Linked DNA regions of Mus musculus: region 2 is linked to region 1. A link is a loop called in an ENCODE intact Hi-C map of the cell type or tissue named here. Cell type or tissue: gastrocnemius. All regions are shown on one strand. Each heading gives the region's core, and the rest is flanking DNA. Links, peaks and the distances in the headings are about the cores only.

Region 1 (5,752 bases), core at 2,135-4,634:
TACCAATTGCACCATCTCCTCGGTCCTCAACATTACCTTCTGACCATTTGCAACTTTACCATTTGAGACTTGTAGCCAAGTCTCAGATCCTTAAATTTCATGTTTATATCTCTCAACTCAAATGGATTGAGACACTCAGAACTGAAGTGTCTATCTGCTGAAGACTTTAAGTTAAAGCTAAGCACATGTCTTCCAAAGCTGTTGGGATCTACTGTTGTACAGGATCATTCTCCAAGCTAAACGGCCACCATTTTCAGGAGGTAAGCACTCCCTGGTTGCCAATGATCATCACTGATGGTTTGTGTACTGCTGGCATTCCCTTTGGGGGAGCCATTGGGAGGGCCATAGGACCATCATCTGAATGTCTAGCCACCCTTCCAACCAGTTATGTACAATTCTGCCCCAACTGAATATGACCTTGGTGGTGGTGGTGGGAAGGATGAGGGTATATATAGATGGGGGAAGGAAGAGATAGGTACTCTATCTACACAGTTAAGAGTGTGTGTGTGTGTGTGTGTGTGTGTGTGTGTGTGTGTGTGTGTGTGGTCTTCATGAGTGCTGGGTGTAGACTTTCCAGGGTTCCCCAGCCTAATAAAGTCAATGGTTCTCCAGCATGAACTATGGTGGAGTTATAATTGCTTTGTCCTGAGGATGTAGAAGAAGGTAGAGTGAGTTTACAAGTCTTCACGGGAGGGAATTTTAGCAACGCTTAGTAACAATTTGAAGGTTTTCTTTTAGATTTGGAAACTCTCCTGGGATGGCTGCAAGTTCTGCCTCAGAGCATGGAGAAAAGCATGTGCATAGGCCTGGTTGGTCAGAAGTTTTATCTCATAAGGCAATGTCTGCCTATTTTGACTGTCTTCAAGTGGAAAATATATATAAATATATATATAAGTGTTAGTCAAATCAGAGCATTCCTATACAAAAGAAGGGAATGGTCAGGTGTAAAGTACTGGGTTTGTTGCTCAGACTTTTCATTGTTTCTCCAAAGAAAATTTCAAGGAAGCATTGATTGATTTCCTTTTCCATTGTGTTCATTACTATTGTAAGCATGTTTTTGACCTTGCATGCGTGGCTGTGCACGGAGGCCAGACGACAACTGTGAGGTTGACTCTCTTCTTTCCACCTTGTGGGTTCTGTGGAGCTAGGTTGTCAGGCTATTGTCACAAGCATTTTGACCACAGAGCCACCTTATCAGCTCACAGCTTCTTCATCCTAATTAAAAACAAGACGTATTTACACAGGGAATCTGAAAACAATTATTTGTTGTAGTGCTGGGGATGAAATGGGTATTCCAGCCAACCAGGCCAGGGCCTTGTGCATGCTAGGTAGTAATTGTTCTAGGTAACAGCCCTTCCATTTGTCAAGGTTGATGACTTTATTTCTTTTTTTTTTATTCCAAGTATGCCTTTATAAAAATCCTCTTTTCCATTGTGGCCACTGCTTTTCCAAGGCATTTGTTTAACCTATGTCCTCAACAAATTATACATAGTTTGGGTTTATGATTTTAGCAAATGAACTTTAGCTGGTGTCCAAGGAAGGAAAGACCTGGGCTTCTTGAATTGGAAAGAACTTTTGTAAAAATAATTATTGCTTCCCAAATTAAAAAAAAAATCAAGAAAAAGTATCTGTCAAGGCTCTTACATGGATTCATTCCTCTTAACTGTACTTTCCAGTTTGACTCTTAAAATTGTTATGATTTTAACCCAGCTAGCAAATGGGACCACTTAACTAATCCGATTTAGTAAAAGTTGGGGGTAAAGGAAAGACAAAAAAAGCTGGCTGAGATTACATATGGTATGTATATAGTATGTTAATGTAACTTGTTTTTTGTTTGTTTGTTTTTTCAAGACAGGGTTTCTCTGTGTAGCCTTGGCTGTCCTGGAACTCACTCTGTAGACCAGGCTGGCCTCAAACTCAGAAATCTGCCTGCTTCTGCCTCCCAAGTGTTGGGATTAAAGGCGTGCGCCACCACACCCAGCTTCTTAATGCAACTTTTATTCTCCTGTGTAACTGTCATCTGGGAGACTTACTGCTCCTTTCTGCCAATGTAGGCCTAGTCGCAGAAGCTTCCAGCCTCCATACAATCTAATGTAGCCCTAGAATGTTTTCAGCCTCTGAGACTTACTGCTGAATAAACTCACCCTTTCTAGTTCTTTCTGAACTCTGGCTGGATGGTTCAACTCAGCTGTTCTGGTTCAAACTCCTCTCCAAGCTGACTGATTCAATCTGGCTCCTCTCTGCTTCTTCCGAATTGCTCTGCTTGACCTTTAACTATAGCAATCTGTTTTGGTTTTTCGCCTCTTCTTTGACTCATTCTGTCTTTACTTGTGTCTAATTTGTCCTCTCTGCAACCTGTCCCTTTATAACTGTCACAGTAAAACTGCTTCCTCCTCCTCTTCTGTACTGCCTCTTAAATAGCTTCCCTTCCCTCTCTCTTTTGAGAGCTGGGTATAACCTGGCAAACCTTTCTCTGATTCAGTCAAGCCACTCAATTAGACATCACTGTTAAACATGGGTGCTTCCTTCTAATAAACTAGTTTTACCTTTGGAATCAAAGGTGTGCACTTAGGGTGTGCCTGTATTCCAGCAAGATTAAAGGTGTGTGCTAAGGGCCGAGGCACAGCACAGCTAGTTCAAAGCCAGTGGAGCTTGATGTCCAAGGGGCCTGCAAATGTTGCTTTAATGGTCCTGAGGGTTACTGGAAGGTCTACTTTGCACCCTGACAATTCTGTTGTCCAAACAAAACAAAACAACTCTGAAATTAATTAGATTCAACAAAGTTTTAACAAGGATCAGGATCCAGAACCAGGCAGCACACCAAAGATGGTTCAGAAGCCCCACCTCTAGTGTGGTAATTGCATGTAGAGGCTGAAACACAGCAAACATACAAAATATAGTGCAATTCAGCATTTGCCTTTATAAGCACATTTTGGCAGCCTTCAGCCTGAGAGACTAGTTGAAGCCCAGTTGCTTGGGTACCAGGGTTATCAACTCTTAAATTTATAACCTGCTTTGCATCACAAGCTAGAATGCGGAGCATTATATAGGAAAGCCATTCTGGACCACATTTTACCTAAAGCATGGATACCAGTTTAGAACACATTTATTTGTTCGAACAGAACCATACAAGTTTAAAGCAGGGCACACAGAATCCTGAGGTCTTCCCAGCCCCGCGCGGGCAGGGGCAGGGGCAGGGCCAGGAGCCAAGCTGCAGAGGCAACGAGGCTGCCAACCTTCGGAGAGGCTGGCGTCCTCACGACTTGGCCCCGCTCGGCCAGGGCGATGCACGTACACCTCTCAAAGTCCCAAGGGCGGAGCTTGGGCTCCGTGGCCCGAAGCCTAAACAACCGTGCTCCATCTCACACCTTGGCGCGAGAGTCAGGCACGTGGTAGCCCAGCTGCAGTTTCCGCCTTGTTCCTCCTATTCAACTAGACCCTCAGCTTCGCATGTCGCCGCCCATACCACAGGAGCACAAGACGGGTGAAATTTAAAAAAAAAAAAAAAAAAAAAGCGCAAAACCGGAAGCCAAGATGGCAGCAGTCCGCCCTTCTCTCGCGAGAGGGGAACGAGGGGGGGAGAGGTGGGGTTAAGGAAATTCACCAATGAGAGAGCAGGATCCCCTTGACTGACGGCGCCGTCGGCCTCTCGCACGCCCCGCCCCGGCGCCGGAGCTCGCTCTCCTCACCCCGCGCTCTCCCCGCCTCCCCTCCCTCCCCTCCCTGCTCTTCTCTTCCCGTTGAGGTGGCGGCCGGCCTCTCCTCCTCCTCAGCTCCGTTTTTCCTCTCCTCGCTTTTTCCCTTTCCCCCCGACCCCCGGGGCCCAGAGCGGCCGGACTTCTCGCTCCCTTCTCTACGGCGGCCTCCGAGCCCCCGCGTGCGCTCCTTTCCCCGCCATGAATGAGGAATACGACGTGATCGTGCTGGGCACCGGCCTGACGGTGAGCTGCGGCGGGCTGCGGGGAGACGCGGCCGGCCGGCCTCCGCCGGGCCCGGGGGCGAGGGCGGGTCCCATCGGTGTGCACGAGCCTCGCCCGCGCCCGAACTGCCGGTGTCTGCGCCCCCTTGGGGGCCGTCCCCACTCGCCCGCGTTGAGTCTGGGATAGGGAGGTCGTGGCTTGTTGGGATGCAGTGATTTGAAGGCGTCGGTAGTGTGTTAGGGAAAACCAGGATGTGGAAGCCGGGACGTGTCCGTGGGAAGCCTGCCCATTGGGAAGTTGAGGGCAGAACCGCCCAGCAGCCGGAGAGAGACAGCCTCGTCCTCCTGCAGGAAGGAAGAGGACCGGGAAAACAGCTTGTGCTCCTTGCACTTCCCCTTTGGGTGAATGACCTCTCCCGCTTGGAAGCAGGCAAGCCCTGGACCGAGCGGGAGGGAGTCGCTGCTGGCGCCTGCACTTCCTATGTAAGTGGCGAGTAGCAGCAGCAGCAGCAGCAGCAGCAGCTTACTCAGCTAGTCTCAGGGCGCAGAAAGCCAAACAGAAGGATGATCGCTGATCGATAATTTGTCCTAGAGTTTGGCCAACTTAAGTTTCTAGAGAAAATCATGAAACGAGTTTCTTTAGGAAAAAAACAAACACCCTTTTTCTAATTGCTTCACTGCCCTCTCATCCACTCGCTTGAAATGGGAAATGAATTTTCTCAAAACTTGTCTGTTAAATACTTTTCACGTCCGGCCCGTGCTTCCCTTTTGTTTGGTTTATTGCGTGCCGCCACAGTTTCTTGAGAAGGGGGAGGCTAAGTTCTCTGTACTTGTTACACTTCTGGGAGGTTAGAAAATAAATGCGCAGTGTGAATGTACTGGTATGTAAATGTAAGGCGGTCCCTAATGCTCCAGTACGTTTTCGTCAGTATCTATCTGCTTAAATATGGGAAAAATATAGACAGGTTTTTATACTTTGTGCTTTCCCCCCGGCCCCCCACTGTGACAAAAGGGCTGATCTTTTGCAAAAAGGAGTTGGGAAGAGAACCGACCATTTTGAATATCAATTGCGGTGTGTGTGTGTGGGGGGGGTATTGAATGTGAAATTATGGGTAAATTACTTCATCTGGAACATTGATGTATGGATCCCATATGTCTATCCATCAAATGTCCAAGTCATTTAATAAGAGCCCCACGGCTTTCGACTTTGTTGAAATGCATTGGCATTTCTTTCTTTCTTTTTTTTTTTTTTCCTCGAGACAGGGTTTCTCTAAGTAGCCCTGGCTGTCCTGGAACTCACTTTGTAGACCAGGCTGGCCTCGAACTCAGAAATTCGCCTGTCTCTGCCTCCACCACCGCCCAGCTTGCATTGGCATTTCTTAGAATCAAATTAATATCTTTAAGATAAAATACTCGGAAATAACTGTTTTAGAGAAAACCTTCAAGATTTTTTATTCTACTTTTTTTCTTTTAATACTTTTAGGAAAAGCTTATTTTTCTCTTTGAAGTGATGAATGATTGCTAGAAGAGATTATTGAATTCTGACAAGTTCTCACCTTGTAGCTCTGGTTGTCCAGGAATGCAGAGCTCTGCCTATCCCTGCCTTCTGGGTGTTGGGATGAAAGGCAAGGCCAAGATGTTCTGCTCAAGGCTCAGTAACATGTGACTGCCCAGAGAGTAGACTGGAGATAGACATCATTGCTCACCTACAAGGCCATCTACTTAACTTTGAATGAATGACTGAATTTCTTTTATTTTTTTGAGGCAAGATCTTTCTCTGTAGCCTAGCTATACTGGAACTCCCTATATAGATCAGGCTGACCCTGAATTTAA
Region 2 (5,752 bases), core at 1,297-3,796, 360 kb after region 1:
TTTGTGTATGCATTTCTTCAGACTGCACTTGGTGGCTAAACACATTCACAGTTCTTTAAAAATAACTACAATATCACTTCTTTATAAAGCATATTGCTATTCAATAGTCAAGTCTAACATGTTTGGTAAGAAAGTATAGTGTGTGTACTTGGCAGGTTTAAATAGAGCATTGACAGTAGTTCCAGGCTAGCCTGACCTAGCCTGGGCTACCCAGTGTGAACTCAAAAAAAGCAAAAACCAAACCAAACCAAACTAAACCAAAAAGAACTAAACTAAACTAAACCAAACCAAACCAAACCAAAATGGCAAACATGGTGGAACAACCATTTGGGAACTCCTTTTCAAATAATGAAAAATTTTAATGAAAGGTAAAAACATATCACTGTCAATTTCAGGATACAGACACTAGTTGAAGAAAAGATCAAACATAATTTTATTTTATTTTATTTTTGGTGGAGAAGTGAAATGGATTAGGCACTTAAGAGTCAGCAAAAAGGTAGGGGCAAAATCTATATCTTTGGGAATATGGATTACAATTTGAGCTAGGAAAATTATAAGCAAAGCAGTCCTTCTACAGGTCCAAGAGAACTCCTTCAGTTATCTGATTTATTAAGGACAAGAACATCTGCACCATAAGACTGTTGTTACACCTACACGCACCTCTCCCTGGCAGGACTCAGCAGTGATATTTGGACTTGATGAAAGTACACACCCACACTCCCCCACAGGCACAGACACCCAGCCCCCCAAGGCCAGGCTTAATTATATAATGGTGGTGACTTGCTTATCGAGCTGGAAGGTTGTTACAGTGAACACTAGGATTCATAGACACTGATGCCTGTCTCCCCTAAAGACAAGCAGCAAATCTGGGAGAATAAACATGAATGCTAACAAGGCTAACGTCGAGCAACTTCTATCGCAACAGGCAACCTTTTATGAGGGCTAAGGTTCACTTGGAAGGGGCAAAGCCACTCTCAGGGGTCTACGCTGTTTACTTAGGTTAATCTTTAATCAGACTATCTAGTTCAGCTGGCCAGAGCATCCGTCCTAGTAGGAAAGCTGCCTGACCCTGCTGGGCTTTGAGAACTCAATTTGAGTTCACCTCCCCTACTTAGGGGAGGTGTCCTAAAATATTTCCAAAGTATCTATAAGAAAGTTACGTCTACTTTCATGCTAGCTTTCCTGGGATGTATCTTATTTATAAGCACAGCCGCTTGGGTAACCTTTCCCCCAATGATGTCATGACAAGGCATACTTCAGGGTCAGTCAAATCATGGAACTTTAAAGGGCAGCCTGCGTCTCGGTTTTATTCCTTCCTTCAAACATAATCGCTCACTTGGCAACAACTTTGAAAAACAGAAAAACAAGAATAAAAAAGGCTTTTTGAGAGAGATAAAGGCAAGTTTTGATTACAAACTATTTTTCCTTAGGTCATGAGGGCTGTGTTCTGAAGCAGGGACTCTGACCCTGGTTATTTGGATGCTCCAGGAAAATAGCCCATGTCTCATCCTACGGAAAAGGCTCAACCTTGAGGGCCTTGAAAGATAACTACCTTGGGGATTTTCACTCACAGCCTTGTAGGAAGAAGCATTCTCTTGTTGATTTTATAAAATGTAAGAAAAAGTGAACCCAAACAAATAACAAAATTCAGTATCAACCCCCAATGGCGCCCCAATGATTGTATATAACAAGCTGTCTCCTTGAGGCATGTGATTAAACTGCTCATTTAAAAAATGGACAATTACATATATATTTTTCGTAAAAAACCATCACTATCTTCAAAAGATTTGGTAGGCTGAACCCATAACCATTTCTACTGGCAGCAGGAAACACCGCAGCACCAATCAACTGCCAAGATTACAAAAAAATTGCATGAAATAATTTTTTCCATAAATGTTCATAAAGACTTTAGAAAGCCAGGCAGGCAGTGTTCCCCCGACTCAAATACCCTTTCAGAAGGAAAAAGGGAACGGCAAGCCTAACTACACAGGGAAAGAATGAACACGCATCCCAGGTCGGACTTACTCACTTGTTCACCAGCATCGAGAGGAAAATATTTTTCTTTTTCTTTCCTTTCTTAAAACAGTCTCCATGACTTAGTAATGCAAGTTAGGGGGGGGGGGGGAAGCACAACCATATCGAACATGAGAAATGTTTACCCAGAGACTCATATATTTAAAATCTCCTTTGTATGTAACTTTTCACAATTTTAGCTATGCTATAGTAAAAAAAAATTGCTTAAACTTAGACCACAGTTCTTAAACACATTTCAGCCTTGCTTATAATAGTTGCACATTTTAGGATGTAATACGATTAAAAGTTTGAAAGTGAAGTTTAAAATCTTAGAAGTTCTGCGGAGTTGGAAAGCATTCCTTCGGTCTGCTCTTACCTCCTGCTCCCGGAAGGGCTGGTTATTAACATCTAAGACTCGGATCGTCCTTTTAATGGGCAGGAGACCTCCGATCTCATCATGCGCCACCATGCTTTACAAGTGTCCTTTCAAATCTTTCGGGTTAGTCCACATGCGAGTCAGCCCTGCAGGGCAACGCCGCCAAGGCGCCGGGCTTTTCTTCTGAGAGCTCAGCCTGGCCCGGCAGCCATGCGCCCATGCCTCCGCTCGCGGTGGAGCTCTGCTTCTGCAAAGGCAGCGAGCACGCACGCAGAGCTCAGGAGTCCGGGGCGGGGCCAGGACCCACGTGACTCCCGATAACTGCGGAGGGGCGCGCACCTAGGCTGCTCCGCGAGAGCCCGGAGCTGCCTGAGCTAAGCCGGTCCCTCGCAATAAAAAAGGCACTGGAACTTGCACAGAAAGAGCCGAAGCCCACAGGAGGCCGAGTGAACGCCAGAGGAACCTATCTCAGTTACTTCTCTAGCACTTAGTTACTGACAGAGAACCTCTAAAATTTAGAGATTTCTCTAAAATTAGTGCCTTGGAAAGGGCTGAGTATGTGTTAAAAAACTACGCAGCAAAGACTTGTGGGTTAAAAAATTATGTAGTAAAGAAGAGCCTAGTTACCCAGCAGCACCGGCTTAAGCACAACGGTAAAATTACCTGCCTCTTAAAACAAGGTTCCTATGGGGGCCAAAGGATTCATGGGGGAGAGGCCTATATGAAAATGTCACAGTACATCTGTTACTTTGTGCACAGAAAATCTAAAGTAGTTCCTGCTCCCCCCACCCCCTTTTTTTAAATTCAAGGACTGACAGGGAACCACAGAGGGCACCTTCAGTCCACTCTATTCCTATTGGACCACCTGGTCCTGGGAAAAGCTAGACGGGCCTAGTTCAAATTTCCAGGATCAGTATACCGATCTTGGTGTGAGACATTTATGCCATAAAAACACACAGCAGGATCCTCCCCTAAACTTATCTTGATATGGTCTTCATAGGTCCAACAGTCCAGCTTACAAAGCCTGGCATTTTAAAGGGAAGAACAGCCCCACCCCAGGGAGAGCCACCCAGGAGAGGCCAGCTGCCAACTTGTCCAAAACTTTCCTATATGGAAGGGCACTATTTCTCAAGTTAGGACCTGAGATATAGCGGACTTCCTCCCGGATTTGTTTTGCACAGTAGGTAGGCCCATCTTAATTAACAGTGTGCAGATATTATATGCTGGGAAACTGGAAAGCTACAGTGAAGTATTTACAAGTGTAAAATAAGCCCTGTATGAAAAGGCACAACTCTAGATTCTTGGGTGATAAAGTGTAGGCTTTGTAGCCGAGACCCTAGTGTGTAACGGCGGAAGCAGGCTGTATGGAGAGGCAGGGGTAAAAGCTTTTGCAAGTCCAAGTAAGCCGTGTAGTTAGCAAGTGCCATTCAGGGCTACCCTCCTGCCTGACACGTGGGTGGGAAAGCTCGCAGGGAAACTTCTAAAGGTTGGGCTTCCAGGTTGGGCTTCCGTGAACCTCCAATGCCTCGCTGCTTCACCCAGGACTGAGTAAGAGCACAAGGATGAGGAGACAGACTCCTTCCTACAAGGCCACAGGCTGATGACCTTGCAGGCACCTGGGGCTAGAGGTGTTGAAGGTGATTAAAGGTGACTGGGAAACCAGGCAAATCTCAGAAGGCATAAGGTACCAAGAGCTTGAGGACAAATGCAATGTGTCAACGATTTTAAACATATGAGCAACTGTTTCACAAGTTGAACAATGATTTTGCAAGAAAATACTAAATTTCTTTTGATCCACTGCATCTGAAGGAACAAGAACACACAACTGAAGCCACTCAGTCAGATCTGGAGTCATTTGGGAGGGGTGTGGAGAAGATATCTGCATGGATTTTCTTTGGAAAAATCTGAACTAAAACACAGTCCAAGGGGTAAATACTGGAGGAATGACCACCGGGGAAAAATAATTCTGTAAACGAAAGAGAGAGAAAGCAAGAAGGAGGGGAAGAGGGAAGGGAAAGAGCTACAGATCTTTACTGAGCATCTCAGATCTGTCAGCAGGGACAGAGGTAAATCCTGGCAAGGGGGCGGGAGAATCAGTGGCAAACAGTGAGGTGAGACTAAAGCATGATTTACCAATGTACAGCCTAGCACCACCTTGTCCAGGAAGGGCCATGGCTATGTCTGTATCTACACATTCAGGCCACCACCAGGGTCTCGCAGGGCTCTGCATCTTGCTGTTTGAGTGGTGGAGCCTGCTTTAGAGTTGATGACTATTTGTAAAAGCAGCTGGTACACGGCTTCACTTGGAGGCACGTGAATATCATGGACTTTCAGGTAAGATCAAAGGTCCTTCGAGATAATACAAATAAATAGTGTAGGCCAGCAGGACCCGCTGAGACACTTGGTCCAGTTAGCTTCCTCAGTTAAAAACCAACGCAAGTGAGGCCAACAGCATGGCCACACAGTCCCAGCAGGGAAGAGAAGGAAGTGCAGTGGGGTTAGGAAAGAGGCTGCCAGGGATTCTCATGGGTCTCTTACCCAACGTCTTCTCAAAACTGTTTTTCCACTTAGCTCTGTGTGAAGTATGGCCAAGATAAGGAGGGGAAAGGATAGTTTTCATTTCCGTCTTTCAGCTGGGACCCTAGAGGGAAAGACTGATGTCTCAAGCAGAAAGTCTATGTGAAACAAACTGGATCTAGCATAGTGGACCAGTTAAAACCAAAACAGTTTACAGCAAACAAACGAAAACAACAAACCTTTGGCCAGTAAACTCTTAGTTTCATTTTAATGTGTAGGTTTGTGGTCTAATCTTGAACAAGACAACTAGATAACGTCCCAAAGTCACAACATGGACATGTCCACGTTCAGCTGGCACAGACTAGTGACCCATGCTCTTCAGTTTACTCAAGAGGAAACTTAAAGGGAGGGGTGAAGAACAGGAAGGGAACTCTGTGTTACAGCTCCATGCATGTGACTTTATTTAATAATGCTACAAAGCATCACTGCTGTCACCTTGAAGACGGAGAAAGATGGGAATTTAAGAAACTTATCCAAAGGTGCTGGTGACTCCGTGCCTGGAAAGAGTTGAACGTGTTCAACTTTGTTGTGGTATATCTTCCAGACAAGAGACCAGGCATAAACCCCTCAGCATATGTTCTGGTAACCTACACAGTGCGTAGAAAGCACTAGAACGAGGTTCAGAAGAGCGAGATTTCAAATCTAAACCTCCTGAGTCCTGTGCCGATGTTCATTTAATAATGGCTAATGTCTTAAAGAGGAGACCACAGGCAAAGGCTGGGACTTCAGGTGACTTACAATAACAGGATAGGCACAGAGATAAATTAGTTGGTTAACGTTAGGAGA

What was found. A loop is a pair of places that touch in the nucleus more often than their neighbours do. Peaks named below come from ENCODE experiments on the same cell type or tissue, not always from the same donor. Only the 100,000 strongest peaks of a DNase experiment are listed, where the experiment ranks them.
Region 2: it touches region 1 in a loop (3-fold over the local background); 3 of 42 quality-filtered maps call a loop at or near these places.

Annotation. Positions count from the first base shown.
Region 1 is chr13:3,534,403-3,540,154 of GRCm38, forward strand. Gdi2 (guanosine diphosphate (GDP) dissociation inhibitor 2) reads left to right here and starts at 3,673. Exons shown (of 11, transcript NM_008112.4): 1 at 3,673-3,941. The coding sequence starts at 3,897. In gastrocnemius, for the core only: no CTCF peak of the experiment used is centred there; DNase peaks (open chromatin) are centred at 3,290, 3,617 and 4,070; H3K4me3 peaks cover 1,940 bases; H3K27ac peaks cover 2,186 bases.
Region 2 is chr13:3,890,904-3,896,655 of GRCm38, forward strand. The region is part of intron 3 of Net1 (neuroepithelial cell transforming gene 1); the gene reads right to left. Among named protein-coding and RNA genes, the nearest start is that of Net1, 24 kb to the right of the region's middle. In gastrocnemius, for the core only: no CTCF peak of the experiment used is centred there; a DNase peak (open chromatin) is centred at 2,662; H3K4me3 peaks cover 2,390 bases; H3K27ac peaks cover 2,290 bases.